2 separate regions of the Homo sapiens genome follow, and region 2 is linked to region 1. The links are chromatin loops, found by intact Hi-C in ENCODE. Cell type or tissue: right lobe of liver. All regions are shown on one strand. Links, peaks and the distances in the headings refer to the core of each region. The heading gives the core; the rest is flanking DNA.

Region 1 (16,351 bases), core at 4,705-12,704:
GGTTGGAGAATCGCTTGAGCCTGGGAGATCAAGGCTGCATAGAGCCAAGATTGCACCACTGAGCTCCAACCTGGGTGACAGAGCAAGACCCTGTCTCAAAAAAAAAGAAGAGGAAGAGGAAGAAGAGAGAAAGAAAGAAAGAAGGAAAGAAAGAAAGAGAGAAAGAGAGAAGGAGAGGGGAGGGGAGGGGAGGGAGAAGAAGAAAGTTCCCTCATCTATCAAGAAACTGGACCTGCCAAAGAGTAACACAGTTGCCTTCCCTGAAATTTCCTTAACCCTAGAAGATTAAAATTCACATCACAAGGCCGGGTGCGGTGGCTCATGCTGGTAATCCCACACTTTGGAAGGCCGAGGTGGGTGGATCGCCTGAGGTCAGGAGTTCAAGACTAGCCTGGCCAACATGGTGAAACCCCGTGTCTACTAAAAATACAAAAATTAGCCAGGCGTGGTGGCATGCGCCTGTAGTCCCAGCTACTCGGGAGGCTGAGGCAGGAGAATCACTTGAACCCAGGAGGCGGAGGCTGCAGTGAGCTGAGATCGCACTGGAGATTGGACTCCAGCTTTGGCAACAAGAACAAAACTCTGTCTCAAAAAAAAAAAAAAGAGAAAGAAAAACTTACATCACAGAGAAAAAGGCTGAAAATAAAACACCACAACTGAAAGCCAGGCAAACTGCATCCCAAACCACTGTCTGCTCTCCATCTTATTCAACTGGCAAAGAAAATTATTTACTAACTTTCACTCGCATCCGTGTGAAGACACCACCAAACAGGCTTTGTGTGAGCAACAAGGCTGTTTATTTCACCTGGGTGCAGGCGGGCTGAGTCTGAAAAGAGAGTCAGCGAATGCAGATAGGAGTGGGGCTGTTTTATAAGATTTGGGTATGTAAAGGAAAATTACAGTCAAAGGGGGAGGTTGTTCTCTGGCTGGCAGGAGTTGGGGGTCACAAGGTGCTCAATAGGGGAGCTTTTGAGCCAGGATGAGCCAGGAGAAGGAGTTTCACAAGATAATGTCATCAGTTAAGGCAGGAACAGGCCATTTTCATTTCTTTTGTGGTGGAATGTCATCAGTTAAGGCAGGAACCGGCCATCTGGATGTGTACGTGCAGGTCACAGGGGATATGATGGCTTAGCTTGGGCTCAGAGGCATGACATTTCTGTCTTCTTATATTAATAAGAAAAATAAAACGAAATAGGGTTGAAGTGTTGGGGCAGTGAAAATTTTGGGGGGTGGTATGGAGAGATAATGGGCGATGTTTCTCAGGGCTGCTTTGAGCAGGATTGGGGTGGCATGGGAACCTAGAGTGGGAGAGATTAAGCTGAAGGAAGATTTTTGTGGTAACAGTTGATATTGTGGGGTTGTTAGAAGAAACATTTGTCATATAGAATTATTGGTGATGGCCTGGGTACGGTTTTGTATGAATTGAAAAAAGAACGGAATAAGACAAGGAGAAAAACAGGTATTAAAGGACTAAGAATTGGGAGGACCTAGGACATCCAATTAGAGAGTGCCTAAGGAGGTTCAGCATAGCCCTGCCAGCAAAGATTATTTGTTTACTTTAAGAGGGAGTTAAGAGTGGCAGTTTGGGGATAGCACCAGGAGATATCCGCTGCGATGGTTTGGAGAAACAGTGTAAACCAGCAGTGTAAACAAGAGCAGGGCATTTATGAGTAGTTGAGAACGGTGAGTAGGAGTTGACTAGACAGAAGATAGTAAGGATGACAAGTTTTTTGGGGCGCAGTCCAAGTTGGTCTGGTGTCTGGAATGAGACTGGGGCCTAATAAAAAGGATTGTCCATACAGGAGTTCAAATGGGCTGTAACCTGCAGCATTTCGAAGACAGGCCCGAATTCTGAGAAGGGAAAGTGATAAAAGTACTGTCCAGTCCTTTTTAAGTTGGTGACTGAGTTTGGTGAGGTGTGTTTTTAAAAGACCATCAGTTCACTGAATACTAAGAGCCTGAGAAACTCCTTGGGTGATTTGACTAATAAAGGCCGGTCTGTTATAGGACTGTATAGAGGTGGGAAGGCCAAACCAAGGAATTATGTCTGACAGAAGGGAAGAAATGACCGTGGTGGCCTTCTCAGACCCTGTGGTAAAGGCATCTACCCATCCAGTGAAAGTGTCTACCCAGACCAAGACGTATTTTAGTTTCCTGACTCGGGGCATGTTGAGTAAAGCTAATTTGCCAGTCCTGGGTGGGGGCAAATCCTCAAGCTTGATGTGTAGGGAAGGGAGGGGGCCTGAATAATCCCTGAGGAGTAGTAGAACAGCAGATGGAACACTGAGAAGTGATTTCCTTGAGGATAGATTTCCACGATGGAAAGGAAATGAGAGGTTCTAAGAGGCAGGCTAGTGGCTTGTACTATAGCATAGCCTGCCTTTGCCGGTGTGTGGCGATTAGGCCTGGTGGAACTGCCATCAATAAACCAAGTGTGACCAGGGTGAGGAACAGGAAAGAAGAAATATGGGGAAATGGGGTGAATGTCAGGTGGATCAGAGAGATGCAGTCATGGGGGTCAGGTGTGGTATCAGGAATAATGTGGGAGGCCGGATTGAAGTCCGGGCCAGGAACAACGGTAATTGTGGGAGACTCAACAAAGAGTGAGTACAGCTGAAGGAGCCGGGGAGCAGAAAGTATATGTGTCAGGTGTGAGGAAGAAAATAGATTTTGGAAATTATGAGAACCATAGAGAGTGAGATGAGCAGAGTTTGTGATTTTGAGGGTCTCTAAAAGTATTAGGGTGGCAGTGGCCGCCACATGCAGACATGAGGGCTAGGCAAAACAGTAAGGTCAAGTTGTTTGGATAAAAAGGGTACAGGACGCGGTCCCAATTCTCGTGTAAGAATTCCGACTGCACAGCCCTGTACTTCGGCTGTGTGTAATGAAAAGGGTTGGGATGAGTCAGGGAGAGCTAGGGTAGGAGCAGTCTCTAAAGCTGTCTTCAAGGAACGGAAAGAGGAGTGGGGAAAGGATTTAGGATCTATGGGGTCAGCTAGGTTTCCTTTTGTGAGTTTATATAATGGTTTTGTTAGGATGGCAAAACCAGGTATCTAAAGTCAAAAGTATCCAACCATGCCTAGGAAGGAAAGGAGTTGTTTTGTAGAAGGTGTTGGGGTTTGAGAGATCAGTCGGACACGATTGGCAGGGAGAGCATGGGTGTTTTTATGAGAATTATGCCAAGATAGGTAACAGATGAGGAAGAAATTTGGGCTTAACTGAAGTAATGGGGGCTGTCTGTGAAGCCTTGCGGCAGTACAGCCCAGGTAATTTGCTGAGCCTGATGGGTGTCAGGGTCAGTCCAAGTGAAAGCGAAGAGAGGCTGGGATGAAGGGTGCAAAGGAAGAGTAAAGAAAGCATGTTTGAGATCCAGAATAATGGGTTGTGGAGGGAGGTATTGAGGATAGGAGAGTATATGGGTTTGGCACCATGGGGTGGATAGGCAAAACAATTTGGTTGATAAAGCACAGATCCTGAACTAACCTGTAAGCCTTGTCTGGTTTTAGGACAGGTGAAATGGGGGAATTGTAAGGGGAGTTTATAGGCTTTAAAAGGCCATGCTGTAGCAGGAGAGTGATAACAGGCTTTAATCCTTTCAAAGCGTGCTGTGGGATGGGATATTGGCATTAAGTGGGGTAAGGGTGATTAGGTTTTAATGGGATGGTAAGGGGTGCATGATGGGTCGCTAAGGAGGGAGGAGAGGTGTCCTATACTTGTGGGTTAAGGTGGGGGGATACAAGGGGAGGATGTGAAGGAGGCTTTGAACTGGGGAAAAGGGCAGCAATGAGGTGTGGCTGTAGCCCAGGAATAGTCAGGGAAGCAGATAATTTAGTTAAAGTGTCTCGGCCTAATAAGGGAACTGGGCAGGTGGAGATAACTAAAAGGAGTGCTTTAAAGAGTATCGTCTAAGTTGGCACCAGAGTTGGGGAGTTTTAAGAGGTTTAGAAGCCTGGCTGTCAATACCCACAACAGTTATGGAAGCAAGGGAAACAGGCCCTTGGAAAGAAGGTAATGTGGAGTGGGTGGCCTCTGTATTGATTAAGAAGGGGACGGACTTACGGTGCACTGTGAGAGTTACCTAGAGCATCTGTGACGGTCCAGGAGGCTTCTGAGATGATCGGGCAGTGTCAGTCTTCAGCTGCTAAGCCGAGAAGATCTGGGAAGGAGTCAGTCAGAGATCCTTGGGCCAGAGTTCTAGGGGCTCTGGAAGTGGCTGCCAGGTGAGTTGAACAGTCCGATTTTCAGTGGGGTCCCACACAGATGGAACAGAGCTTGGGAGGAATCCCAGGCTGTGGGCATTCCTTTGCCCAGTGGCCAAATTTCCAGCACTTGTAGCAAGTTCCTGGGGGAGGAGGTTCTGGAGGAACCCCTGGCTGCTGCGGTTCAGGCATTTGGAGTTCTTGCGTGCTGGAGATGTGGCTGGGGTTTCTCTCACAGTGGAGGTAAGGAATTGCAACTCAGAAATATATTGTTACTTAGCTGCCTATACTTTATTATTGTACACATTGAAGGCGAGGCTAATTAAGTCCTGTTGCGGGGTTTGAGGGCCGGAATTTAATTTTTGGAGTTTTATTTAATGTCAGGAGCAGACTGGGTAATAAAATGTATATTGAGAATAAGACGGCCTCTTGACCTTCTAGGGTCTAGGGCTGTAAAGCATCTCAGGGTTGCTGTCAAACGAGCCATGAACTGGGCTGGGTTTTTATATTTCATGAAAAAGAGCCTAAACGCTATCCAATTTGGGATAAAGAAAAAGGAACATTAACCTGGACTATGCCTTTAGCTCCAGCCACCTTTTTAAGAGGAAATTGCTGGGCAGGTGGGGGAGGGCTAGTCACAGAACAAAACTGTAAGCCGGACCAGGTGTGAGGAGGGGAGGTGATAAAAGGATTGTAGGGTAGGGGAGCAGAGGCTGAGGAAGAATTGGGACCTAGCTCAGCCTGGTGAGGAGCAGCCTTGGGGAGAAGGGGAGAGGTCAGATGGGTCTGTAGAAAAGGAAGATTGGAAAGAGGAAAGACTCAGCAATGCTTGGGGTTGGGACTGAGGGACAGGCAGCAGGGAAAGAAGGAAGATTTAGGACGAGTTGCATTGGGAACAGAGACTAGGGAGGGACCGATGTGTAAAAGAATGCCTGGACATCAGGCACCTCAGACCGTTTGCCCATTTTACGGCAAGAATTATTTAGATCTTGTAGGATGGAAAAATCGAAAGTGCTGTTTTCTGGCCATTTAGAGCCATTGTCAAGTTGGTATTGGGGCCAAGTGGTGTTGCAGAAGAAAACAAGGGGTTTAGGTTTTAGGTCAGGTGTGAGTTGAAGAGGTTTTAAGTTTTTGAGAACACAGGCTCAGGGAGAAGAGGGAGGAATGGAGGGTGGAAGGTAGCCCATAGTGAAGGAGGCAAGCCCAGAGAAAAGAGAGAGTAGAGACACAGAAGGGGTGGGGGGTGATTACCCCCCAGGAAAGTGGAGAAGGGGTAGAGACATGGAGAGAAGGGGTTGGGGGGTTCTTGCCCCCCAAAAAAGTGGTACTTGCTGCTAAGGGTGAAGGACCAAGGCAGGCATCCCCACATGGTCAGACACCTCTGAAATGTGGGTGAATAATCAGGCAGGCGTCCCCACACAATTAAACACCAAGGGAAGACTGTCTTCCCGAGTCTGTGACTGGTGCCGGAGTTTTGGGTTCACGGATAAAACGCGTCTCCTTTGTCTCTACCAGAAAAGGAAAGGAACTGAAATTAAGAGAAGGGAGAGATTGAAGTGTGAAGCCAAGATTGAAAGGAGAAAGAGGTTGAGGGATAGTGAGAGGGGTTGGAGAAGAGAGTAAAAAGAGACCGCTTACCTGATTTAAAATTGATGAGATGTTCCTTGGGCTGGTCAGTCTGAGGACCTGAGGTCATAGGTGGATCTTTCTCGCGGGACAAAGAGCAGGAGGACAGGGGATTGATCTCCCAAGGGAGGTCCCCCGATCGGAGTCATGGCACCAAAATATTTCACTCGCGTCCGTGTGAAGAGACCACCAAACAGGCTTTGTGTGAGCAACAGGGCTGTTTACTTCACCTGGGTGCAGGCGGGCTGAGTCGGAAAAGAGAGTCAGGGAACGGAGATAGGGGTGGGGCCGTTTTACAAGATTTGGGTATGTAAAGGAAAATTACAGTCAAAGGGGGAGGTTGTTCTCTGGCTGGCAGGGGTGGGGGTCACAAGGTGCTCAGTAGGGGAGCTTTTGAGCCAGGATGAGCCAAGAGAAGGAATTTCCCAAGATAATGTCATCAGTTAAGGCAGAAACAGGCCATTTTCACTTCTTTTGTGGTGGAATGTCATCAGTTAAGGCAGGAACCCGCCATCTGGATGTGTACGTGCAGGTCACAGGGGATATGATGGCTTAGCTTGGGCTCAGAGGCCTGACACTAACCATTGTCTGAGCATTAGGGCCATTCATTTCCCCCTAAAAATCACTGAATATCACGCAAATTGCCATATTTCCCCCATGTCCCCTTCCCCTATGAAAAAGGCTAAGAAGTATCTGTACCCCATTGGGTTATTGGGTAATCAGTCTCCTGTGAGTCCCCTGGGCAATGCATGTTAAAAATACATTTATATGCTGCCTTCTTCTACTAGTCTGCCTTTTGTCACTTCATTTTCAGTGAACCTTCAGAGGGTGACTGAGGATGTGTTCCCTCTTTGCCCCTACACAGCCAAAGTGGTTAACATCTCCCCCGAAATCCTTTACAGGCATACAAAAATCATATTACAAACCCTCCATTCCATCCCCAGTTCATACCCCAGCCACCTCCTCTATCTGACCCTCACACATCAATCTGCCTGAATCACTCAGGGCCAGGTACTGGACCACTGAAGACCAGCCGCGCATTCTTGAGTCTCTGACATCATTCAAAGCGGCCAATCCTGAGCTGTTTCCCCTTCCCTGCCTTGCCTTTCCCATGGAAACCGCAATAAAGGCCCTGGCCTAGGCTTTCCCTCTCTCTCCCACCTGCTGACCGAACCTGGTGCTTTCCCCTGCATGGCATGGCATGCGCCCGTCTCTCAGGAAGTGTAGGTAATCAATTCTTTCAAAGGCATCAACTTCATGTTGTCACTCAGTCACTTCCAGAAGATTAAATCTCATAAAGGCCGGGTGCAGTGGCTTATGTCTGTAATCCCAGCACTTTGGGAGGCCGAGGTGGGTGGATCACTCCTGAGGTCAGGAGTTCGAGACCAGCCTGGCCAACATGGCAAAGCCCCGTCGCTACTAAAAATACAAAAATTATCCAGGCGTGGTGGCACGCACCTGTAATCCCAGCCGCTCGGGATGCTCAGGCAGGAAAATCGCTTGAACCCAGGAGACAGAGGTTGCAGTGAGCTGAGATCATGCCACTGCACTCAGCCTGGAGCTAGACTCCGTGTCAAAATAAATAAATAAATACATCTCATGAGAAGAACTGAGACAACTCCCACCTTTCTCTCAGCATCTGCTCCCTGTAGGAGCCAAGCTGATCCAAGAGATTGATCCAATAAGTAATCATATTGAGGATAACGGAAACCCGGGTTAAAACCATAAAGGCCAGGCCAGGTGCAGTAGCTCACACCTGTAGCACTTTGGTAGGCTGAGGCAAGAGTATCACTTGAGCCCAGGAGTTCGAGACCAGCCTGGGCAACATAGTGAGACCCTGTCTCTACAAAAAGACAAAGTAAAAATTAGCCAGGTGTGGTGGCATATGCCTGTGGTCCCAGCTACTCAGGAGGCTGAGGCAGGAGGATTGTTTGAGCCCAGGAGATCAAGGCTGCAGTGAGCCGAAATTGCATCACTGCCCTCCATCCTGGGAGACAGAGTGAGACCTTGTCTAAAAGAACTTTAAATTATGTGATGTGAAATGTTTAAAACAGTTTCTGGCACATAATCTTTCAATGAATTGGAGATATTAGTATGTAAAATCTAGCTACTGGTGCTGGGTGTGGTGGCTCACACCTGTAATCTCAGCACTTTGGGAGGCCAAGGTGGGCGGATCACTTGAGGTCAGGAGTTCGAGACCAGCCTGACCAACATGGAGAAACCCCGTCTCCATTAAAAATACAAAATTAGCCGGGCATGGTGGCGCATGTCTGTAATCCCAGCTATTCGGGAGGTTGAGGCAGGAGAATCACTTGAACCCAGGAGGCGGAGGTTGCGGTGAGCCGAGATGGCATCATTGCACTCCAGCCTGGGCAACAAAGAACGAACCTCTGTCTCAAAAAAAAAAAAAAATTTGCTGGGTGTGGTGGCACCCGCCTGTAGTCCCAGCTACTTTGGAGACTGAGGCAGGAGAATCACTTGAAACTGGGAGGCAGAGGCTGCCGTGAGCCAAGATCGCGCCACTGCACTCCAGCCTGGGCAACAGAGCGAGACTCCGTCTCAAAAAAAAAAAAGGAGAAAGAAAAAGAAATCAGGCTACTAAAATATGTAGCCAATGTGACCCTCATATGTAAGTATAGTATCAGAGTCATCCTAATTTCTGCCACGAGAGGGCGTGTCAGGCTTAGTTAGGGCTTAGCTGCCAGCAGCTCCCAAATGATGGTCTCAGAACTCCTTAATTTTATTATTATGATTACTATTATTAGTATTATTTTGAGGCAGGTCCACACTCTGTTGCTCAAACTGGAGTGCAGTGGTGCAATTGTGGCTCACTGCAGCCTCAAACTCCTGGACTCAAACGATCCTCCCACCTCAGCCTCCCGAGCAGCTGGACTATGCTGTGTAGGCCACCACACCGGCTAATTTTTTCATCCTTGATAGAGATGGGGGTCTCACTATGTTGCCCAGGCTGGTCCTGAACCCTTGGCCTCAAGCAGTCTTTCCACTTTAGTGTCCCAAAGTGCTGGGATTACAGGTGTGAGCCACCGCCCCCAGTCATGTTTGGATTTTTTAAGTGACATATCGGCCGGGCACAGTGGCTCACACCTGTAATCCCACCACTTTGGGACGCTGAAGTGGGAAGATTGCTTGAGCTCAGGAGTTGGAGACCAGGCTGGGTAACAGAGCAAGACCCTGTGTCTACAAACAATTTTAAAAATTAGCTGGACGTCGTGGCGTGCACCTGTAGTCCCAGCTACGGAGGAGGCTGAGGTAAGAGGATCACTTGACCCAGGAGGTTGAGGCTGCAATGAGCCATGATCACACTGCGCCACTGCACTCCAGCCTGGGCGAGAGAGTGAGACTCCATTAAAAAAAAAAAAAAAAAAAGTACCACATGTCTATGGCACATATAATGTAACGCCCCAACTGGGTTCAGGATAGTTCCTGGAATCAAACACATCAACATTTATGCAATGAAATGAGGGCTATTCACAGAAACGTGGAGTAAATATAGAAGATTGCCAAAATAGCCTTGTGTTAGTTCAGGTCAAGTTTTGCCACCAAATAAGTTATACAACAATCTCTACCTTTTCAGAGTTATTTGGAAGTTGGAATTGTGTGTGGATGGGGGGGTGTTTGTTTTGTTTTGTTAAGACGGAGTCTCGCTCTGTCGCCCAGCCTGGAGTGCAGTGGCGTGATCTTGGCTCACTGCAACCTCCACCTCCCAGGCTCAAGCGATTCTCTTGCCTCAGCCTCCTGAGTAGCTGAGACTACAGGCACGCACCACCGTACCCGGCTAAATGTCATATTATTAGTAGAGACAGGGTTTCACCACGTTGGCCAGGCTGGTCTCAAACTCCCAACTTCAGTTGATTCACCCACCTTAGCCTCCCATAGTGCTGGGATTACAAGCGTGAGCCATCACACCTGGCCGGAATTGTGGCTGATGAAGGGTGAGCCTCTCATTTCTCATAGATAAGAGGTGTCCTGCCAGGTCAAAGCTTGAATGCAATTCTGCTCACAGACATACAGAGTCAGATATCCCTTCTTTTGATGAATTAAAAGTTTGTATTTAAGGTGAATAAGACAATATTCAGTCAAAAGTCTGTTTTTCTTTAGAGTCAACATTTTGAAATAAGAACTAAATAAGAGCGTTCCTATGTCTATGTAGACTACGGCAGAAGCCAAGGCTGAGTGATCAGCATAGATCATCTGAGATTCAAATACCATGAGAGGGGTAGACGTGGGCCATACAATTCTCTGAAGTGGAGAACTTTCCCAATATCAGCTTCTGCCCGAAAGAGGGTGCTACGTTCCTTTGATCCATGTGTAACAGTTGCTTTCCCAGAAAAGTCAGAGTGAGTTAAAATGCTACAGGCCAGGCGCAGTGGCTCACGCCTGTAATCCCGGCATTTTGGGAGGCCGAGGCAGGCGGATCACTTGGGGTCAGGAGTTCGAGACCAGCCTGGCCAACATGGTGAAACCCCATCTCTACTTAAAAAAAAAAAAAAATTAGCCGGGCATGGTGGCGGGCGCCTGTAATCCCGGCTACTGAGGAGGCTGAGGCACAACAATCACTGGAACCCAGGAGGCAGAGGTTGCAGTGAGCCCATATCGCGCCACTGCACTCCAGCCTGGGCAACAGAGCAAGACTCCATCTCTAATCTAAATAAAATCAAATAAAGTAAAATAAAATAAAATAAAATGCTGCAGCCAGGCACAGTAGCTCACACCTGGTAATCCCAGCATTTGGAAGGCTGAGGCAGGAGGGTTGCTTAAACCTAGTAGCTTTGTTTATTTTCTTTCCTTAAGACAGCAGAAAAGGTGATTTATTTATTTCTATTTATTTATTTGAGAACTACAGGTGCAGACTACAGGAGCGCAGCACCACGCCAGGCTAATTTTTTGTATTTTTAGTAGAGATGGGGTTTCACTATGTTGGTCAGTCTGGTCTCAAACTCCTGACCTTGTGATCTGCCCCCCTCGGCCTCCCAAAGTGCTGAGATGACAGGTGTGGGTCACCACGCCCGGCCTATTTTATTTATTTATTTATTTTGAGACAGAGTCTCACTCTGTCACCAGGCTGGAGTAAAGTGGCATGATCTCAGCTCACTGCAATCTCCACCTCCCAGGTTCAAGCAATTCTCTGGCCTCAGCCTCTCGAGTAGCTGGGACTACAGGCATGCACCACCATGCCTGGCTAATTTTTTTTTCTTCTTCTTCTTCTTATGCTTGTTTCCTATCAGCTGATTTTTGTATTTTTTGTAGAGACAGGGTTTTGCCGTGTTGCGCAGTCTGGTCTCCAACTCCTGGGCTCAAGCGATCCACCTGTTTCGCCCTCTCAAAGTGCTGGGATGACAGGTATGAGCCATCAGGCCCAGTCAGAGCCTAGAATTTTAAGTCCAGCCTTGGCAACATAGTGAGAACCCATCTTTACAAAAAAACAATTTAAAAATTAGCCTGGTGTGATGGCATGCGTCTGTGGCCCCAGCTACTCTGGAGGCTGAGGCAGGAGGATTGCTTGAGCCCCGGAATTTGAGGCTGCAGTGAGCCATGATCACACCACTGCACTCCAGCCTGAGCAACAGAGTGGAAAAAAAAAAGGTGCAATGTTCTTGTTGTTTCTATCTAAGATGGCCTGCCATGATTGTTAACAGATTCTTCCTGTACAAGAGGACTTGAACAGGATACAGGAAACCCCTCCTTGCCAGAGCTATGCGTGCATCGCACAATGCCTGGAGTCCCTGGCTTCAGCCACTAATTACCGGAAGCTCCATAAGTTTGCAAATACCTCCCAGCTTCCAAGAGCTACTCACTGAGCCCTAAAAAAGGTGCCTGCAGGAGAGGTGAGGGTGCAGGGCCTGGGAGGGGCCCCTTGGCCACCCAGAGTCTGTAGAGAGTTTCTCCTCCTGGGAGACGCTGAGGCCACCAGCAGGGGACTAGGGCCACAGTCTCCGTCACACCGCTGTCCAGGGCAGTCACCTGCATCAGCATCAAGTAGACATCAGCATCTGCACAGGGAACCGTGACATATACGAGACCTTTGCGTACATGCATGTGATGACCATAAACATGAGTTCAGCATTCAAGGTTTGTTTGTTTGTCTGTTTTTTGAGACGGAGTCTTGCTCTTTGCTCTTGTCACCCAGGCTGGAGTGCAGTGGCATGATCTCAGCTCACTGCAGCCTCCGCCTCCCGGGTTCAAGTGATTCTCCTGCCTCAGCCTCCTAAGTAGCAGGGATTACAGGTGTACACCACCACCCCTGGCTAATTTTTGTATTTTTAGTAGAGACAGGGTTTCGCCATGTTGGCCAGGCTGGTCTCAAACTCCTGACCTTGTGATCCACCTGCTGCGGCCTCCCAAAGTGCTGGGATTACAGGCATGAGCCCACACCCAGCCCAGCACTCACATTTTATTAAAGGCAGCTGCTCTTCTTTAAAGAACCCCAGTGTGTACAGGTGTCAGTATCAGTCACTATCGGCACCAACATGCGTCCACGTGCCGTCATCGGTAACCATGCTACTATCAAGGCACGCCTAAGGCTAAGACACAGATCTTAACACGATGGCATGTACTGACACATGTAGTTGTCAGAATTCACATGGGTGGATACTGACTTGTGTGTTGATGGCAGCTAGTGACATGACACCTGCCTGTGTGCCATTGACACATGCATGGGCATATATAGATGTGGGCACACGCATCTACACTCGGTGTGAAAGTGTCCATCTGAGCCCCATACATCCACCCTCCAGGCTGGAGCCCCTCGATGGGCTGAGGCCATTCTGATTAAGTTGTGTCCCGGTATCTGGCAGAGAACAGACGCATCATAAACGCTTGAATGAGGGCCAGGCTTGGTGGCTCATGCCTGTAATCACAGCATTTTGGAAGGCTGAGGTGGGTGGATCACATGAGGTCAGGAGTTGGAGACCAGCCTCGCCAACATGGTGAAACCCCGTGTCTACTAAAAATACAAAAATTAGCCAGGCGTGGTGACGGGCACCTGTAATCCCAGCTACTCAGGAGGCTGAGGCAGGAGAATCCCTTGAAGCTGGGAGGCAGAGGTTGCAATGAGCTGAGATAGGGCCATTGCACTCCAACCTGGGCAACAAGAGCAAAACTTCATCTCTAAAAAAATAAATAAATGCTAGAATGAGGCTGTGTGCAGTGTCTCACACCTGTAATCCCAGCACTTTGGGAGGCCAAGGTGGGAAGATTACTTAAGTCTGGGAGTTTGAGACTAGCCTGGGCAACATACTGAGATATCTTCTCTATCTAATAAAAAAATTAAATGCTTGAATGAATGAATAAATGGCAACAAATACTTTGAACAGACGAGGGCCAGGCACTGTGATAAGCACTCACATGCCTGATCTAATTAATCCATACCACAGTCTCTATGGGTAAGAACTAATGATCCCACTATACAGATGGGAAAAACTGAGTCATAAAGACAGGATGTAGCTTTCCCAAAGCCATATGCCACGTAAGTGACAGAGCCTGGATTTGACCCAGGTCTCTCAAACTCAAAAACTAATGTTCTTAATCACTGCCCCATCCTCGTTATGATGGGACAACCCTCTCTCCCAATTCCTGGATTCCTGGGACACACCACCAAACTCCTTCCAGTGCAGGCGCTCAGCAAGCTACAAGAAAGTAAGACAGCCTTTCATCATCAAAACAGAGGAGGCCGGGCGCGGTGGCTCACGCCTGTGGTCCCAGCACTTTGGGAGGCCGAGGCGGGCAGATCACGAGGTCAGGAGATTGAGACCATCCTGGCTAACACGGTGAAACCCCGTCTCTGCTAAAAATACAAAAAATTAGCCGGGCATGGTGGTGGGTGCCTGTAGTCCCAGCTACTTGGGAGGCTGAGGCAGGAGAATGGTGTGAACCCGGGAGGCGGAGCTTGCAGTGAGCCAAGATCGCGCCACTGCACTCCAGCCTGGGCGATACAGTGAGACTCCGTCTGAAAAAAAAAAAAAAAAAAAAAAACAGAGGAGAAAAGAGAGAAACTTTAAACCCAACGAAGCTCAGAAGTTCTGTGTCAGGGCTGGGTGAGGTGGCACATGCCAGTTATCCCAATGCTTTGGAAAACCAAGGTGGGAGGCCAGGATTTGAAGACCATCCTGGACAACACAGCGAGACCCCATCTCTACAAAATAAAAATTAAAAAATTAGCCAGGCCCTGTGGCATGCACCTGTAGTCCTACCTACGTGGGAGGCTGAGGTGGGAAAATCACCTGAGCCTGGGCAGTGAAGGCTGCAGTGAGCCATGATCACACCACTGCACTCCAGCCTGGGCAACAGAGTGAGATGCTGTCTCGAAATGATAATATTAAAGAGCTACCTGAAAAAATAAAAAATTCAGTTCCTCAGTCACACTCACCACATTACAGGTGCTCAGTAGCCACATGAACAATTTAGATACAGATCATTTCCATCATCATAGAAAGTTCTGTTGGACAGCATGGTCTAGCATGGGTGTCCAACCCTTTAAATGGACTGACTCTTCTGCTTATCTTTTTTTTATTTGTCTGTTTTTTGAGACAGGGTCTCACTCTGTGGCCCAGGCTGGAGTGCAATGGCATGATCTTGGCTCACTGCAACCTCCGCCTCCCAGGTTCAAGCGACTCTCCTGGCTCAGCCTCCTGAGTAGCTGCCACCACAGGCGTGCGCCACCACACCCAGCTAATTTTTGCATTTTTGGTAGAGACGGGGTTTCTCCATCTTGGCCAGGCTGGTCTCAAACTCTTGGTCTCAAGTGATACAACCACCTCCTTTTTTGCTTATCTGTGGTAGTAGATATCACGAAAATTATACACAGACCTTTTGAGACAGAGTCTTGCTCTGTCGCCAGGCTGAAGTGCAGTGCCGTGATCTCAGCTCAATGCAACCTCCATCTCCTGGGTTCAAGCAATTCCCCTGCCTCAACCCTCAACCTCCCGAGTAGCTGGGACTACAGGTGCACGCCACCATGCCTGGCTAATTTTTTGTATTTTAGTAGAGACAGGGTTTCACCATGTTGGCCAAGATGGTCTCCATCTCCTGACCTCAGGTGATCTGCCCGCCTCAGCCTCCCAAAATGCTGGGATTACAGGCATGAGCCACCACGCCCAGCCATGGACCTTTTTTTTTTAAGCGATCACCTATCATTAGGGTATTTTATGTGAGATCCAAGACAATTCTTCTGCTTCCAATGTGGCCCAGGGAAGACAAAAGTTTGGGCACCCGTGATAGTCTACCCCAGTCTATATATGATCGATTCTTCTTTATGGCATTGTTTAACATATTCCTCTGTTCCCTGCCTTTCCTGTACACCAGTAGTTACACGTGGAAGCCGAATAATTTCAGGTTCAATTATTTTGGTGAAAATACTTCCTAGGTCTGCATCCTTCCACCAGCAGACACATCAGGTCTCGTCTTTATTGTGTGAGACTCACATCCTATTGGCCACAGGAAGTCACATGACCAAGCCTGACATCAGTGAGTCAGGGAATGTATTTGACATACTCAAGAGGACCTGTAAAGTCACATGGTACAGTCATGGATGTATAATTCTATAACAAGGAGGAAGTGGAGATTTGGAAACAATAATTCAAGCTACCATGAGGGCGTTTTTGTTTTGTTTTGTTTTGTTTTTTAATCAAATGAACTTTTCAGAAATGACTCGGTCAGATGCGGTGGCTCACGCCTGTGATCCCAGCACTTTGGTGAGGCCGAGGCAGGCGGATCGCCTGAGGTTGGGAGTTCGAGACCAGCCTGACCAACATGGAGAAACCCCATCTCTACTAAAAATACAAAATTAGCGGGGCATGGTGGGGCATGCCTGTAATCCCAGCTACTCGGGAGGTTGAGGCAGGAGAATCGCTTGAACCCAGGAGGCAGAGGTTGCAGTAAGCCGAGATCACAGCACTGCACTCCAGCCTGGGTAACAAGAGCGAAACTCTGTCTCCAAAAAAAGAAAAAGAAATGACTTACGCCTGTAATCCTAGCACTCTGGGAGCTGAGATGGGAGGATCGCTTGAGACCAGGAGGTCCAGACCAGCCTGGGCAACATGGCAAGACCCTGTCTCTACAAATAATTTTAAAAATTAGCTGGGTGTGGTGGTCTGCGCCTGTGGTCCCAGCTACTCAGGAAGCTGAGGCAGGAGGATCACTTGAGCCCTGGTCAAGGCTGCAGTGAGCTGTGTTCATGCTACAGTACTCCAGCCTGGGCGACAGAGCAAGATCCTCTCTCAAAAGAAGGAAATAAGCCAGATGCAGTGGCTCACACCTGTAATCCCAGCACTTTGGGAGGCCAAGGCAGGCAGATCACCTGAGGTCAGGAGTTCGAGACCAGCCTGGCTAACATGGTGAAACCCCGTCTCTACTAAAAATACAAAAATTAGCCGGACATAGTGGCGCACACCTGTAATCCCGGCTACTCGGGAGGCTGAGGCACGAGAATTACTTGAATATGGGAGGCAGAGGTTGTAGTGAGCTGAGATTGCCATTGCACTCCAGACTGGGCAACAGAGTGAGACTCC
Region 2 (16,290 bases), core at 8,291-16,290, 210 kb after region 1:
TGAGCTGCTGAGTCCAGCCAATAATGCTAAAAAAAAAAAAAAAAAAAAAAAAAAGGTGTAAATAAATTTAGCATAGTATTAAGATTTGATGAAGAATGGCACGGGATGCATGAGGATTAGTTATATAAATATCAATTCTTTTTTTTTCGAGACTGAGTCTCACTTTGTCACCCAGGCTGGAGTGCAGTGGCGCGACCTCGGCTCACTGCAGCCTCTGCCTCCTGGGTTCAAGCAGTTCTCCTGCCTCAACCTCTCAAGTAGCTGGGATTACAGGGACCCGCCACTATGCCTGGCAAATTTTTGTACTTTGTTTTGTTTTGTTTTGTTTTAAGACGGAGTCTCGCTCTGTCACCCAGGCTGGCTTGCAGTGGCGCGATCTCGGCTCACTGTAAGCTCCACCTCCCGGGTTCACGCCATTCTCCTGCCTCAGCCTCCCAAATAGCTGAGACTACAGGTGCCCGCCACCACGCCCGGCTAATTTTTTGTATTTTTAGTAGAGATGAGGTTTCACCATGTTAGCCAGGATGGTCTCGATCTTCTGACCCCGTGATCCGCCCGCCTCGGCCTCCCAAAGTGCTAGGATTACAGGCATGAGCCACCACACCCAGCTTTTTTTCTTCTTGAGACAGGATCTTGCTCTATCTCCCAGGCTACAGTGCAGTGGCAGGATCACAACTCACTACAGACTCAACCTCCTGGGCACAAGCGAGCCTCCTGCCTCAGCCTCCTGAGTAGCTGGGACCACAGGCATGCACCACCACGCCCAGCTAATTTTTAAAATTTTTTTGTAGGGCCAGGGTATCACTATGTTGGGTAAGATGGTCTCCAACTCCTGTCTCAGCCTCCCAAAGTTCTGGAATTATAGGCATGAGCCACCGTGCCCAGTCAATTCTCTATTCTTGACTTTGAGTTTGGAATATTCCACAATTTTTATTTTATTTTATTTTATTTTATTTTATTTTATTTTATTTTATTTTATGAGATGGGGTCTCACTCTGTCACCCAGGCTGGAGTGCAGTGGCTTAATCACAGCTCACCGCAGCCTTCATCTCCTGGGCTCAGGCAGTCCTCTTGACTCAGCCTCCCAGGTAGCTGGGACTACAGGCATGTGCCACCACACCTGGCTAATTTTGCATCTTTAGTAGAGACAGGGTTTCTCCATGTTAGTCAGGCTGGTCTCGAACTCCCGACCTCAGGTGATTCACCCGCCTCAGCCTCCCAAAGTGCTGGGATGACAGGCATGAGCCACTACACCTGGTTTTTTTTTTTTTTTTTTTTTTTTTTTTTTTTTTTTTGAGACAGAGTCTTGCTCTGTCTCCTAGGCTGGAGTACAGTGGCGCACTGCAACCTCTGCCTCCCAGGTTCAAGCAATTCTCCTGCCTCAGCCTCTCAAGTAGCTGGGACTACAGGCGTGCACCACCACACCTGGCTAATTTTTGTACTTTTAGTAGAGATAGGGTTTCATCATGTTGGCCAGGCTCTCAAACTCCTGAGCTCAAGTGATCCTCCCGCCTCAGCCTCCCAAAGTGCTGGGATTACAGGCATGAGCCATTTCATTGCATCTGGCCATGTTTTTGCCATTACTTTCAATGGCAAAAACTGCAATTAATTTTGCCTCAGCCTAAATATTATAAAGGTACAACTATGTGTGTATATGTGTGTGTGCGTGTGTGTGTGAAGTGGAGTCAGCTGCCTGCCTGCTCTCCCATTAAAGAGCCACAGTGATTGCTAGCTGATTTAAAAATAGTTCAAGCACCCTTAACAGGAATCATTACAGTGGTTTCCATGACAACACGATGTGCTGTGGTTTCCAAGGCAACAACTGGCACTGTGGTTTCCATGACAAAGCATCCCTGCAGCCCCAACCCTCCCCTCCATCTCTGCACTTCCAGTTTAGGGTTCTCCTTCCATCCTCTTCCGCTGTGTTTCACCTTTGAGTTTTTATTTTGCCCTGCTGTGTATGTTCAGTGAGAACCCACAGAGTTTCCATAAACACTGAACCCAAAGAAAGTCCAGGGGGCTCTGGGATCCCGCCTAGATGTTTCCTCCTGAGTCAGTTGCAACAACCCATCATGGTGGTTCTGTGACTCAACCTGGCTGGCTCTGTCCAATTTGTTCTGTGAGAGCCCCTTCTTGCTGCAGAGTTTCCTTTTTTAAATTATTTTTTTTCTTTTCTTTTCTTTTCTTTTTAATTGAGGCAGAATCTTGCTCTGTCACTCAGGCTGGAGTGCAGTGGTGCGATCTCAGCGAGGATTACAGGTGCATGCCACCATGCCCGGCTAATTTTTGTATTTTTAGCAGAGGCAGGGTTTCACCATGTTGACCAGGCTGGTCTCAAACTCCTGACCTCAGGTGATCTGCCCGCCTCGGCCTCCCAAAGTGCTGGGATTACAGGTGTGAGCTACCATGCCTGGCTTTATTTTCTATTATATCTACGTGTGTGTGTGTCTCCTAGGTCACAGCAAAATGTATTTCTTATCACGGATCATGATCAAACACATGTGACAGCCACTGCCATAGGTTAATTACCGAGTCCCCTATGGATGGCTATGCAGGTCGTTCTCTATTTTCCGGTCTTTCAAATGAAGAGCTGAGAAGGGCTGGTGGCTGATGCCCTACAGACATCTATGTTGCTTGGATTCAGGTGTGACTTCTTAACTTGTTTGAAAATATGGCCGGGCGCGGTGGCTCACCCCTGTAATCCCAGCACTTTGGGAGGCTGAGGCGGGTGGATCACGAGGTCAGGAGATCGAAACCATCCTGGCTAACATGGTGAAACCCTGTCTCTACTAAAAAAAAAATACAAAAATGTAGCCGGATGTGGTGGCAGGCGCCTGTAGTCCCAGCTCTTCGGGAGGCTGAGGCAGGAGAATGGCGTGAACCCGGGAGGCGAAGCTTGCAGTGAGCCAAGATTGTGCCACTGCACTCCAGCTTGGGCAACGGAGTGAGACTCCGTCTCAAAAAACAAAAAATAAATAAAATATGATGCTTTTCAAAAGTTACAGTGTCAGCTGGTTGCAGTGGCTCACGCCTGTAATCCCAGCACTTTGGGAGGCTGAGGCGGGCAGATCACTTGAGGTCAGGAGTTCGAGATTAGCCTGCCCAACATGGTGAAACCCCGTCTCTACTAAAAATGCAAAAATTAGCTAGGCATGGTGGCCCATGCATGTAATCCCAACTACTCAGGAGACTCAGGAGAATCGTTTGAACCCGGGAGGTGGAGGTTGCAGTGAGCCAAGATCACACCACTGTACTCCAGCGTGGGTGACAGAGCAAGACTCTGTCTCAAAAAATAAAATAAAATAAATGAAATAAAATAAAATAGCCCGAGATGGGAGGATTGCTTGAGGCCAAGAGTTCAAGGCTAGGCAACATAGGGAGACACCTGCCCTCCCACCAACCCTGTGTCTATTTGTAAGATAAAAAATTAAAAACGGCCGGGTGCAGTGGCTCATGCCTGTGATCCCAGCACTTTGGGGGGCCGAGGCGGGTGGATCATGAGGTCAAGAGATCAAGACCATCCTGGCCAACATGGTGAAACCCCGTCTCTACTAAAAATCCAAAAATTAGCCAGGCGTGGTGGCAGGCACCTGTAGTCCCAGCTACTCGGGAGGCTGAGGCAGGAGAATTGCTTGAACCTGGGATGTGGAGGTTGCAATGAGCCGAGATCGCGCCACTGCACTCCAGCCTGGTGACAGAGCGAGACTCCGTCTCAAAAAACAAACAAAACATTAAGAACATAAAGTCCAGTAGTTTTATGCCACAATCCTAGCAACTCTATCCTGGGCCGTTCTGAGTTAGCTCTCTCTCTCTCTCTGGAAATAACCAATAAAACCTTAGGATTATGCGGCGGGAGAAGAGATGTGTTCTCCTTTGAGCTGGGGCGGGAGGCGGGGGTGGTGGTCGGGTTACAGCCACAGCTGCAGGCCCTGAATTTCCTTCTGACAGAAAAAACGCCAGCAGCTGTCTCCACTCTCTACAGTGAGGGAACAACATTCCAAGTGAGGAATTGTGGCCAGGAAACCGAGAGGCCCCATGTCCTTTTCTTTTCTTAATGTATTTTTTCTGAAACACACACACACATACATTAAAAACAATCCACCAATAGGATTACATTCATGTAAGATTCAAACATAATCAAATCTACCGTGTGGAGAAATTCATAGTTTGTTAATAAGCATACACGTGTATAGAAAAGGCAGCGTTTATCACAAAACAGGATGTTATTTATCCCTGGGGCAGGGAGGGATTTGAGATGGCCAGAGCACATGAGGGGCTTCTGGGAGGACGATGATTTCTAGATCAGATGACAGTAACATAGGACTTGCTATGTAATTATTTGCCAAATTATATATTTGTGTTTAGGGCACGTTTCTGGAGGCATGTTACATATTCTACAATTGTAAAAAAATGTTTTTTTAAAAAACACAGCTACACATTCAGGGTTATAGCGGTGAAATAAATGTTATCACTATTTTTTTCTAGAATATTCTATGGCTGAAAACCTGAACGCAGCAGTAAAAGTACACGTTTTTAAAACGACTCATAAACCAAATGCACAAAACACAGTCAGGTGAAGTTTCTCTCATTTGTTACGGAGGTTGGTCGTATTTCTTCCTGGTGCCTGGAAGACGTCACGTGGTCTGAACACAGTCTTGGCTGGTGATGATTCCTGATTTTTGTCTGAAATCCTTGGCCAAAGAAAAGAAAGAGAACAAATGAGTCTCTTTATTTTTTTTTAAAGAAGGTTTGTATCATATTTCTCGAATTCTAAATGTATATTTATGTTTGACAAAAGTTATAAATATCTACTTGAAGAGGTAACACAGGAGAAAAACTGGCAAGCCAAATTTAATAAACGTAATGAAGAGTTTACATTGTGTTATGTGGAGAGAGATCATATTCTCTTGTTATGGGCGGAATCTTATCGTCTTGTGGGCTTGGAAGATGTCACACAAAGGAAATAAGAATCACATACATTTACAGACAGGCCTGGCCAACATGATGAAACCCCATCGCTACTGAAAATACAAAATTAGCCGGGCGTGGTGGTGGGCGCTTGTAATCCCAGCTACTCGGGAGACTGAGGCAGGAGAAACACTTGAACCCAGAAGGCGGAGGTTGCAGTGAGCCGAGATTGCACCACTGCACTCCAGCCTGAGCGACAGAGTGAGACTCTGTCTCAAAAAAACAAAAACAGAACAAAAAGAAAAAAAGAATTACATAAATTTAAGCCCTAAATGCAAGGAAATAGGTTAGGTAGGACATTAGGACCGAGGGGTCACCCTAATTAGGAACAGAAACGTATGATCCAAGAGTAGAGAGATTTTTTGCCAACTGAAACAAGATTTCTGCAGGAATGAGGCCATCTTTCAGGGCCACCCACTCACCCCGGGGAAAAGTTTTTAGCTTAGAGGTTGAAGAGAAAAATGAATCATTTGGACATCTTTCCTCTTTTTCCCTCCCCTTGGCTAAACCCAGTATTTCCATTAAAATGCTCCACGTCCATCCCACCCTACTTAGTCTACTTGCTTTTGTTTTGTTTTTTTCCCTAGCACCATTTATATAGACTTTTTTTTTTTTGAGACAGAGCCTCGCTTTGTTGCCCAGGCTGGAGTGCAATGGCATGATCTCGGCTCACTGCAACCTCCACCTCCCGGGTTCAAATGATTCTCCTGCCTCAGCCTCCTCAGTAGCTGGGATTACAGGCACGTGCCACCACACCTGGCTAATTTTTGTATTTTTAGTAGAGACTCGGTTTCACCATGTCAACCAGGCTGGTCTCGAACTCCTGACCTCAGGTGATCCACCTGCCTCAGCCTCCCAGAGTGTTGGGATTACAGGCGTGAGCCACCGAGCCCAGCCATAGACATTCTTTATCTGACCACAAAAGTGATGTATGATTACTGTAGAAAAACTTGATAAATATGGGGAGAAAATCACCCATCATTCTGCTGCACATATATCATTACCATTTCACTGTAGAACGTTTTGCTTATTAAAGTTAGAATATTGGTTTTAAGGAGTTCGAGGCTGCAGTGAGCTGTGATTGCACCACTGCACTCCAGCTTGCACGACAGAGCAAGACCCTGACTCACACACACACACACACAAAGGAATGTCATATCAGCAGTCAGACTCCCTGGGTGTCAACACTTCCTGGTGGTGTGGCTTTGGACAAGTAATTAATTAACTTCTCTGTGCCTCAGTTTCCTCATCTATAAAATGGTAACTATTAGACTAGTACCAAACTCATAAAGAGGTGAGGCTTAAAGAAGTCAATTCAAGTAATGGTCTTAGAATGGTGCATCACAAGTACCCAATAAATGTAAGCTATAATTATCATCCATGTGAGGATGCTGTAAGGATGAAATGAGTTCATTCATACAAAGTGTTTGGAACAGCCCCCTTGGGGCCAAAATAGGACACCTTGTTGGCTCTATGTAAAGATTCACTATTAAAATTAAGGAAAATGTTTTAATTGGGGGATGCAAGAGTTTCATATCTTTATTTCATATAGCTACAAACTTAAACTAAGGCTAGATTCTAAAAATATGTCTGTTCATTCAAAGCACATAAAAAGATGCTCAATATCATTCATCATCAGAGATATTATTAAAACCATGATGAGTTGCCAGCCTCCTTGCTTTCTTTTATACACAGCAACTCAGGCCAGACGCGGTGGCTCATGCCTGTAATCCCAGCACTTTGGGAGGCTGAGGCAGGATCACTTGAGGTCAGGAGTTCAAGACCAGCCTGGCCAACATGATGAAACACCATCTCTACTAAAAATACAAAACTTAGCTGGGCATGGTGGCATGCGCCTGTTAATTCCAGCTATTCAGGAGGCTGAGGCAGGAGAATTGCTAGAACCTGGGAGGCAGAGGTTGCAGTGAGCTGAGATCGCACCAATGCACCCTAGCCTGGCAACAGAGAAAGACTCCGTCTCAAAAAAAAAAAAAAAAAAAAAAAGAAAGAAAATAAGAGAAAAGATGGAGAACAACCTGAATGTCCAATAATGGGACTGATTTTCAAATATGGTTCATTCACACAGTGTAATACTACACAATTGTTAAAAAGAAAAAAAAAGGCATGAGGAAGATCTCAATGTGCTGATAAAGATGTCCAAGCTACAATGTTAAGTGAAAAAAGCAAAGTAAGGATCATTATGCATAGGATGCTACTATTTATGTCGAAAGTAAGGAAAAAATGCACCTATTCATATATACTTTATATGCATTAAAAATACTTGGAAGTGGCTGGGTGCAGTGGCTCATGCCTGTTATCCCAGCACTTTGCAAAGGAGGCCAAGGCAGGCGGATCACTTGAGGTCAGGAGTTCAAGACCAGCCTGGCCAACATGGCAAAACCCCGTCTCTACTAAAAATACACACGAAAGGACCAGGCACGGTGGCTCACGCCTATAATCCCAGCACTTTGGGAGGCTGAGGTGGGTGGATCACCTGAGGTCAGGAGTTCAAGACCAACCTGACCAACATGGTGAAACACCGTCTCTACTACAAATACAAAAATTAGCCAGGCATGGTGGCGTGCACCTGTAATCCCAGCTACGTGGGAGGCTGAGGCAGGAGAATCGCTAGAACCCAGGAGGCGGAGGTTGCAGTGAGCCGATATTACACCATTGCATTCCAGCCTGGGGGACAGGGCGAGACTCCATCTCAACAAAACAAAACAAAACCAAAAAAAATGCACACAAAAAATTCAGCTGGGCATGGTGTTGTGTGACGGTAATCCTAGCTCTTCGGGAGGCTGAGGCAGGAAAATTGCTTGGACCCGGGAGGCGGAGGTTTCAGTAAGCCAAGATCGCACCACTGCACTCCAGCCTGGATGACAGAGCGAGACTCCATCTCAAAAAAAAAAAAGAACACCTACCCGGTAACAGCATCTCCACCAATCACGCCAACTCTGGTTTTGAGCCTCTGAAATCAAGAAACTCTGCTTTCAAACAGCTTATGTGAGCTTCTGTTTTTGGCCAGGAAAAGCCTCTCTTTGTCCCCCCTCCTCAGACGCATCTGTGGCTTGCCATAGCCCTGCATCCTGGATTACAATCCTTTGTGCTTACTCCTGAATACATTCCTGCTATCAGAAGACATTTTTCTCTGATGTCTTTTTTTTCAGGTTGACACAATAGATAGCTTATTTCTTTACCCCGTTTATTGTCCTTGTCTTTTTAACAGACCATCAGCTCTGCGGGTGGGGCCTTTCTATCTGTTCTGCTCTGGTGTGCCCCCAGCTTCTAGAACAGGGCTGTGCTGTGTTGAATTGTGTCTCTCAAAGTTCATGTCCACTCAGAATCTCAGTGAAGATGAGATCATGCCGAATTGGGTTGGGCTGTAGATCCAATGACTGGGTCCTAGTAAGAGGAAAGGTACAACCAGGTGCAGTGGCTCACACCTGTAATCCCAGCACTTTGGGAGGCCCAGACGGGCGAAATCAACTGAGGTCGGGAATTTGAGGCCAGCCTGGCCAACATGGTGAAACTCCGTCTCTACTAAAAACACAAAAATTAGCTGGGTGTGGCGGTGGGAACACCTGTAATCCCAGCTACTTGGGAGGCAGAGGCAGGAGAATCGCTTGAACCCAGGAGGCGGAGGTTGCAGTGAGCCGAGATCGTGCCACTGCACTGCAGCCTGGGCAACAGAGTGAGACTCCGTCTCAAAATAATAATAATAATAACAATAAATCCTAATACAGACACCTATGCAGATACGTACAGAAGTTGTTGGGAGTATTTCATTTTTTATCAAATAAAGGGGAAAGGGTCATAGTGTATGAACTTTTCTTGCATCTCACTGTGTTCACTCAAAAGGTCCCAGTGGAAACTCTCCAGTCCGTCCTTTCAAGACTGCAGAAGAACCCTTGTGTGGTTGGACCATGGTTCACTTGGCCACTCTCCTATCTGTGGGCATTTGCAGGGCCCGGGCTGTTTTGCCAACACAGTGAAGCCACCTTGATGCTTAAAACTTGAGCCCATGCCAGCCTGTGGTGTGCTAGAAATCCTCACTCTTTATGAACCCAATCATCTCGTGCACCACGGTGGTTGTGTTGCTTTACATTTTGTGTGTATTAAAGCCATCATTTGCTAAATGTCACTGATTAAACTATACCACCGTTCAGTGGTGCGGCTGAAATGATTTGACACATCTTCATTTTCTAATGAACCAGGAGACTTTTCTAAAAAGCAGACTGGGCCGGGTGCGGTGGCTCACGCCTGTAATCCCAGCACTTTGGGAGGCCGAGGTGGGTGGATCATGAGGTCAGGAGATCAAGACTATCCTGGCTAAGATGGTGAAACCTCGTCTCTACTAAAAATACAAAAAAATTAGCCAGGTGTGGTGGCGGGCGCCTGTAGTCCCAGCTACTCTGGAGGCTGAGGCAGAAGAATGGCACAAACCCGGGAGGCGGAGCTTGCAGTGAGCCGAGATTGCGCCATTGCACTCCGGCCTGGGCCACAGAGTGAGACTCCGTCTCAAAAAAAAAATAAAATAAAAAATTAGCCAGGCGTGGTGGTGGGTGCTTGTAATCCCAGCTACTCAGGAGGCTGAGGCAGGAGAATTTCTTGAACCTGGGAGGTGGAGGTTGCAGTGAGCTGAGATTGCACCATTGCACTCCAGCCTGGGAGACAAGAGCAAAATTCCGTCTCAAAAAAAAAGCATTCACAAACTCCTAAACCCACAATTTTAAACACCATGCTCCAAGACTCATCAGTCTAGACACACACATGCATACAAGCCTATGCACAAACACAGATCAATACAGACACCCACACTATGTGCAGACACATACACCTACTCATGCACACACTCACACATTCACTCACATAGACACGGACACCCATACACACCCTAATGGCTGAGGGGTGAGCACACACCTGTATGCACACTGGGACACTCAGACATGGATTCACATACACACCCCTAAGTGTACACACACACATACACTCAAGAGACACACGTGTCAATCACACACAAGGTTTTGATCCTCCCACCCCCTCTGAGTATCCCTGACACTTTGGGCAAATCTGTCTCCCACTAGAGTCTCTGTTTCCCCCTTGAGTGGACATACTATTTTCTGCGTTCCATTCCCAGCATCTTCAGTGTGACATCCAGTGAGGCCCCAGGGGTGCAAGGAGCCCTTGGGTAACTTGAGATGAGATGCGAACAGAGGCGTCAATATTTTCAAATCAAGGGGGTTTCAAATGGAGCCTGCAGGGCCAGTTCCCCTGAGGTAGCCAGTTGATGCCTCTGGGGTATGGTTTCAAACGCCCCAGAAAACCAGAGATTTGACTCCAAATCAGCCTTCATCTGGACCAGTCCAGCCACCCCTCACTGTCACTAAAGAGAAAAATGAGAGGCCACAGGTGATTCCAGAACACAGACATGAAGGGAAGAGATGCTACCCTGAGATAGGGGTTGGGGGAGGGGGGCTTTCTGGGTCCCCCTCCCAGGCTCACTGGGTGTGACAAGAGAAGAGGAAATGGTTAGAGATGGGAGGAGGGGTTTGGAGCCCCGCTGCCTGACTCCCCCAGCATTGCCCCTTGCAAGCTGTGTGACCTTGGGCTGATTACTTGACCTCTCAGTGCCTCCACATCCTCATGGGAAATGGGGATCACAGCAGAGCTTTCCTGCCAGCACTGCCCAGGGGACTGAAGAGGGTGTGATGTGTTTGTGAGGTCATCTCGTCTTATTTCTGCTACGTATCAGCGGCGGCCAGCTCTTCACTGCACACCTCAGCCCTGACAGGGACCCCAGGGCAGCGGTGCCCACCCCGGCTGCCCCTGGAATGACCCAGAGCCCATGTCCAGCCTGCAGATCTCGGCAGCCGCTCTCGGAATCTCTGAATGGTGCAGGGCACGGCTGGGGCAGCAACAGTCCCTAAAGCTCCCCGGTGATTCCAAGCAATGGGCAGCCGGGGCTCACAACCGCGACCCTAGGGGTCCTAGAGACCATCAGACGCCACAGCCGTGGTTCTCAAACTAGTCCCGCATCGCAGGCACCTGGGGGTCCTTTGAAAATGCAGCTTGCTGGACCTCACCCCCAAAGGGGTTCTGTAGGTCTAGGGTGGGCCCGAGAATGTGTATCTAGTTCCCAGGAGACGTTGACGCAGGTCCAGGACCTGATTTTGAGAACCGCTGTCCTGCAGGAAAGTCCGCTTTCCCCAGCCTGGCGTTCAAAGACCAGGGAGGGTTGTCCCTTTAAAGCGCTGGGGAAAGCGCCGTGGCCCCACGATTTTAAACGGCGGAACTGGGGTGCCTCCTGGTGGAATCAGCGGGCATCGCAACTCGCGCGGATTCTTCCCCTGCTCTGGAGTCGTAGGTTGCGGGGGCAAAGGGAAGGGTCGTCGTCTGCGGCGCAGTTCTAGGACGTGGCCACATTCCCAGAGTTTGGGGATCGCTCATTTCCCGCTTAAGCAGGCCGAGGGGCCAAGACAAGTTCAGCCTCTAGGGGAAAGGGTCTGGACCCCGGGATTCTTCGCGGTGGGGAGGTGGCGGGGGAGGGGGGAGAGGGAAGAGGTGAGGGAGGGTCTGGGGTCTGGACCCCAGGATACCTTGGCCTCATCCTTGGGGGAGGACCATTCCGTCCCTCCCCTGGGGCCGGGAGGGCCGATTATTCGAGGGAGCCGTAGAGTAAGACAAACGTGGGTTCCAGCTCCCTTCCTTGCCTCTCTGAGCCTCGGTTTCTCTATCTGGGAAATGAGGGTGAAAATCTGCCTTCATCCTCTTCCCTCCTTCATCCTGCCCTCCTCTCTACAGAGCCAATAAAGACGCACAGACATATACATTCGAATGTGTCCACCCCCAGATCCACACAGAGACACAAACACATACACACACAACCTCAGCCCGCCAGTCACCTGGTCAGCTGAAATCAGGCTCCTGAAAACTCTTCAACCACTTCCTGCCATCCCCACCACCCTGCGCCGGTCCAGCCTTAGGCCTGTCCCCTAGGTTCCCGCCCCAGCCTCCTCCTGCTCCAGCCTTGCACCCTGCACACGACAGACCTAAAGCATAAACCTCTCCCTCTCCTGTTCAAATCCCTCCCATGGCTCCCCAGCGCTTAACGAGGCCCTGAGGCCCTGCCAGTCTGCACGCCCTACTCCAGGGACCTCTTCATGCTCATTTGCTGCCTCAGGTGAAAATCCAGCCAGACAGCGACCACCATGGAGGCAGGCGGCCTTCTTTGGCGTCACTGCCTCCACTCCACCAGCACTTAGCCTGGCATGGGAGGGGCAGTAATTACACGCTAATAACCCCCTACAGTCATACCCTTGGCTTGGGAAGCTTTTGCCCTGGCTCTTCCTACACCCCGGTCATGGACTTCCCCCAGGCAACCGCCGGCCGCACGTCCTTCGGGTCTTTGCAACATTCAGAGACCCCGTCTCTACAAAAAATGCAAAAAGTAGCTAGGCTTGGTGGCGCGTGCCTGTGGTCCCAGCTACTCTAGAGGGAGGCTGAAGTGGTGGGAGGATCGCTTGAGCCCAGGAATTCGAGGCTGCAGTGAGCCGTGATCGCGCCACTACACTTGTCACCTTCTCAGTGAGGGCTTCCCAGGCCACTTTCCCAGGCCCGTTTATGACGACTGCAAACCCTCTCCTGCCCCGGCCCTCCTCGGGCCCCCTGCTTGCCGGACTTTTGTCCCCCAGCAGGTCTCACCCCCTAATGCATGGATTTCGTCCTCATCTAGGGAGCGTAACCCCAGCCTCCCCACCGCATGCTCCCTGCGGGAGGGTCCTGTTTCCTGCACCAAGAACAGGGCCTGGGACGCGCCAGCCCTGGATAAATCTCATGGACTGCGCGGATGGCGCTGAGGGCTCCTCCCAGACAGTCGCCTTCTCTCCCAGGAGGGGGCAACCGCGCTCCGCTCCACCCGTCGCCAGAGGCTCCACGCGCGGGACAGACCCGGCTGCTGCAGCCTGTGCTGGTCTCTGTGCACCGGGACCCTTCCCTGCAGGATCTCAAGGCCTTTACGCGGCTGCTCCTTCGACCCCAAACACTCCTCCCCATCCCCGCCGGAGCACTCCCTCCAGGAATGAGGGAATGAAAACAATGTTTCTTTCCAGCACATTCCCCACCAGGCCTATCTGGGATCTGACTCACCCAGTCCGCGTGGTTCATTCCGACCGTCAGTCATTCAACAAATAACAGCCGCCGCCGCGTGCCAGGCACGGTGTTGGGGCTGGGGACACGAAGGGGAAAGGCCAAGCCACACTTTTTCCCTACGGAGCTGGCCCTAAGCCGCTCTGCCGCGCCTCTCCCCGCCACGCCCACCTGCCCCCATGCCGCATAGGTCCCCACAGCCACCGCTCAGGGCCCTCTGCAGGGGCTGCTGCTGCTGCAAGCCCACGGGGCGCTGGGGGGAGTTTGAAAGCAGGAGGAAAGGGACGCCATTTGGGGGAATGCTCAGGCCGTGGTGGCAGCAGCAGCTGGCGGTCACTGCGGTGAACCAGGGGCTCCCGGGTCTCTCCTCAAGCAAGCCGGCCCCGTGCGTGGAACTTGGCAGTCCTACACTAGGGCTCTGATCACCAGCCTTTCCCAAGTGGCTCCTCCAGCCCTCGGGAGGGAGCAGCTCCCTGCATTGCTAATATTGGGACAAAACGATCTCCCTGTTTTTGCACTTCCTGATTGCAATACCCCAGTCACCAATTTCCTCTATTAACCTCCCTGACAAGTACAGTCGGTGTGCCAGGGGGCAGTCATAGCTCTGAAAAATAAAGGGAGGAAGTGCAGAAAGGGTTCCTTTTTTTTTTTTTTTTTTGAGACGGAGTCTTGCTCTGTCACCCAGGCTGGAGTGCAGTGGCACGATCTCAGCTCACTGCAACCTCTGCCTCCCAGGTTCAAGCGATTCTTCTGCCTCAGCCTCCCAAGTAGCTGGGATTACAGGTGTGCACCACCACACCAGACTAATTTTTATATTTTTAGTAGAGACGGGGTTTCACCGTCTTGGCCAGGCTGGTCTTGAACTCCTGCCCTCGTGATCCACCCTCCTCGGCCTCCCAAAGTGCTGGGATTACAGGCATGAGCCACCGTGCCTGGCCGGCCACAAAGAGTTACATTTTTATAGGTGGTCAGGGAAGCCCTCCCTAGGAATGTGGCATTTGAAGAAAGGTCTGAGTGACATGAAGGTTGGAGCCACGCCTATAGCCCAAGGAAGGGCACTCCAGGCTGCAGGAAGAGCAGTGCAAAGGCCATGAGGCAGGAATATGCCTGGTGTGTCCCAGAGACCTGGGTGGCTGAAGCCACAGGAGACACAGAGAGGGCAGTGGGAAACAAGGCAGAGGGTGAGATGGGGGTGGAGTGTGTAGACCTGAGCTGCGAGGGAGAGCTGCATGCGATGGCCATGTCCTGCACCAGCACCGTGCAATGCGGTAGCCACTGGCCACGTGTGGCTCTTGAGCACTTGTGACGTGGCTGGGAAGACTGAGGACATGCATGTGTATTTTTATTTAATCTTAATTACATTTAAATCCAATTTACCCCGTGTGATTACCTAGTTGAACAAAGCATGTCTAGACAGTCCTAAGAACTGCAGATATGACGGCACAGGAAGGAGACCTTGGGGGATCTGGGGAGGCGAGGGACGCAATCAGACCCCAGGTGTGACTTCTAAGAGGACGTCTCTGGCAGCCATGTATGGTGGGGGGACACAGGATGGAGGGAGGCAGAAAACTCAGGTAGGATGGAAAGCTGAGTCTGAGGTCCAGGGCACAGGTGAGGGGTGGAGGCTGGGGGGAGAGTGCCTGCAGCTGTGGCCTGGCAGAGTGTATCTGGGTGGAAGCTAGGGTGGGGATTGGCTGGGCGGGGTCTCCATGGGTGTCCAGGGGCTTCGGAGCTGAGGCTGGAAGTGGGGAGGCATCAGGGGTGGGAGTGGAAGCTGGCTCAGATCTGCAAGGGGTGAGATGATGCTGGGGGGTAGGGAGAGCCAGGCAGGGATCCCGAAGCAGCAAAGGACAGTGTATGTAAACCAGTGACAGGACAGTTCCCAGGTATTCTGGGCAAACCACAGTCAAGACCGTGGACATCTGTGGCCCACGCTCCCACACCCCGCCTGCCCCACTGCCCAGAGCACAGAGAGAGTACAGTGCTGAATTTCACTTTACTGGAGGATCCAGGTGACACAGGGCACAGGGAGAGAAGCCTAGGACTGCTACGGGAGAAGCACACCTGGGGCCCTCCCCACCCACAGGCAACACCACAGGCTGCTGTGCCCAGCTCAAGGTACACCCAGCCTGGTCCTCAGTGGGTGGGTCACTGTCCAGGGACAGCCTCCAAGCAGAGGGGAGCACCCACGCCCTGCAGCAGGTCTCAGTCAGCTTCTACATCTGGGTGTCCCTGACATAGGACTGGGACAGTCTGGTCTGGACTGTGAGGTCACACCCAAACCCTCCTATTCCTTCCCAGGGACAAGTGGGGCAGGGCCCCCTGGCACGATGGGCTCCTCACTGCCAGGGAATGGAAATTGGGACGAGGAAGCACACACATTGCCCCAGGGACAAGAAGGCATGAATGAAGGTGGGGTCCCGTGGAGACTGATATTTAGGTAAAAATCGAGCTCAGCCGGGGTTGCAGGAGCTGAAGCATACGGCACGGCACGGCACAGACTCACATACAACTCAAGCGTGCTTGGGACAGCAGGTTGTGAAGCCTCACAGCACCGGCCCGCCTACTCTGGAACCTCCAGGGCAGGGCTGGGGTTTCCTCCCCAGGTCATTTCATCCCCTGTAAGGAGGGACACGCGGCCGGCTTCTGCACTGCCCAGGTGAGCCTCTGTCCCTCACAGTGCCCTTCGGGGCCCCTCTGGCCTTTAATTCACTCAGGGGGTGAACCCAGGGACTTTCAAGTCTTTTAGTAAGGGCTGCAAGGCCAGCGCTGAGCGGTGGGTCAGCTCCACTGGAGAGGGGGCACCCAGGGGAGCCACAGCCTATGGGAGGGGCCAGGGCCCACTCAGCCCAGAAGAACCAAAACTGGATTTTAAGTGAATTACCCCAAATTGAACACCTCTGCAAATAATTAGAATGTTGGGAAACACTGCAGTCTGAGTGACAAATTCAACTTGTGGTCAGGGGCAGGTGGCCTTGGCCTGGGGCTGGTTCCTTTGTTATCAGGGGCGCCCCAGTAGGCAGGGCTGGCATGTGTCTTCCCTCTGCTCCCCCCTCCCCCTCCTCCTCCTCTTTCCCTTCTCCCACCGTTCCTCTCCCCTTTCCTCCTCCTCCCCTTCCCAACCGCCTTCTATCTCTCAGACTTTCCTTTCTGGAATCATCTCTTCCCCTGGCT

The links. A loop is a pair of places that touch in the nucleus more often than their neighbours do. Peaks named below come from ENCODE experiments on the same cell type or tissue, not always from the same donor. Only the 100,000 strongest peaks of a DNase experiment are listed, where the experiment ranks them.
Region 2: it touches region 1 in a loop (2.7-fold over the local background); 72 of 110 quality-filtered maps call a loop at or near these places.

What each region holds. Positions count from the first base shown.
Region 1 is chr19:46,272,451-46,288,801 of GRCh38, forward strand. No RefSeq gene overlaps it. Among named protein-coding and RNA genes, the nearest start is that of HIF3A, 16 kb to the right of the region's middle. In right lobe of liver, for the core only: CTCF peaks have their summits at 8,493 (motif pointing right) and 10,131; DNase peaks (open chromatin) are centred at 8,491 and 11,551; H3K27ac peaks cover 322 bases.
Region 2 is chr19:46,476,750-46,493,039 of GRCh38, forward strand. It overlaps PNMA8B (PNMA family member 8B), which reads right to left. Exons shown (of 1, transcript NM_020709.3): 1 at 14,442-16,290. Among named protein-coding and RNA genes, the nearest start is that of PNMA8B, 11 kb to the right of the region's middle. In right lobe of liver, for the core only: CTCF peaks have their summits at 11,282 (motif pointing left) and 12,873 (motif pointing right); a DNase peak (open chromatin) is centred at 11,252; H3K4me3 peaks cover 1,772 bases; H3K27ac peaks cover 397 bases; H3K27me3 peaks cover 1,875 bases.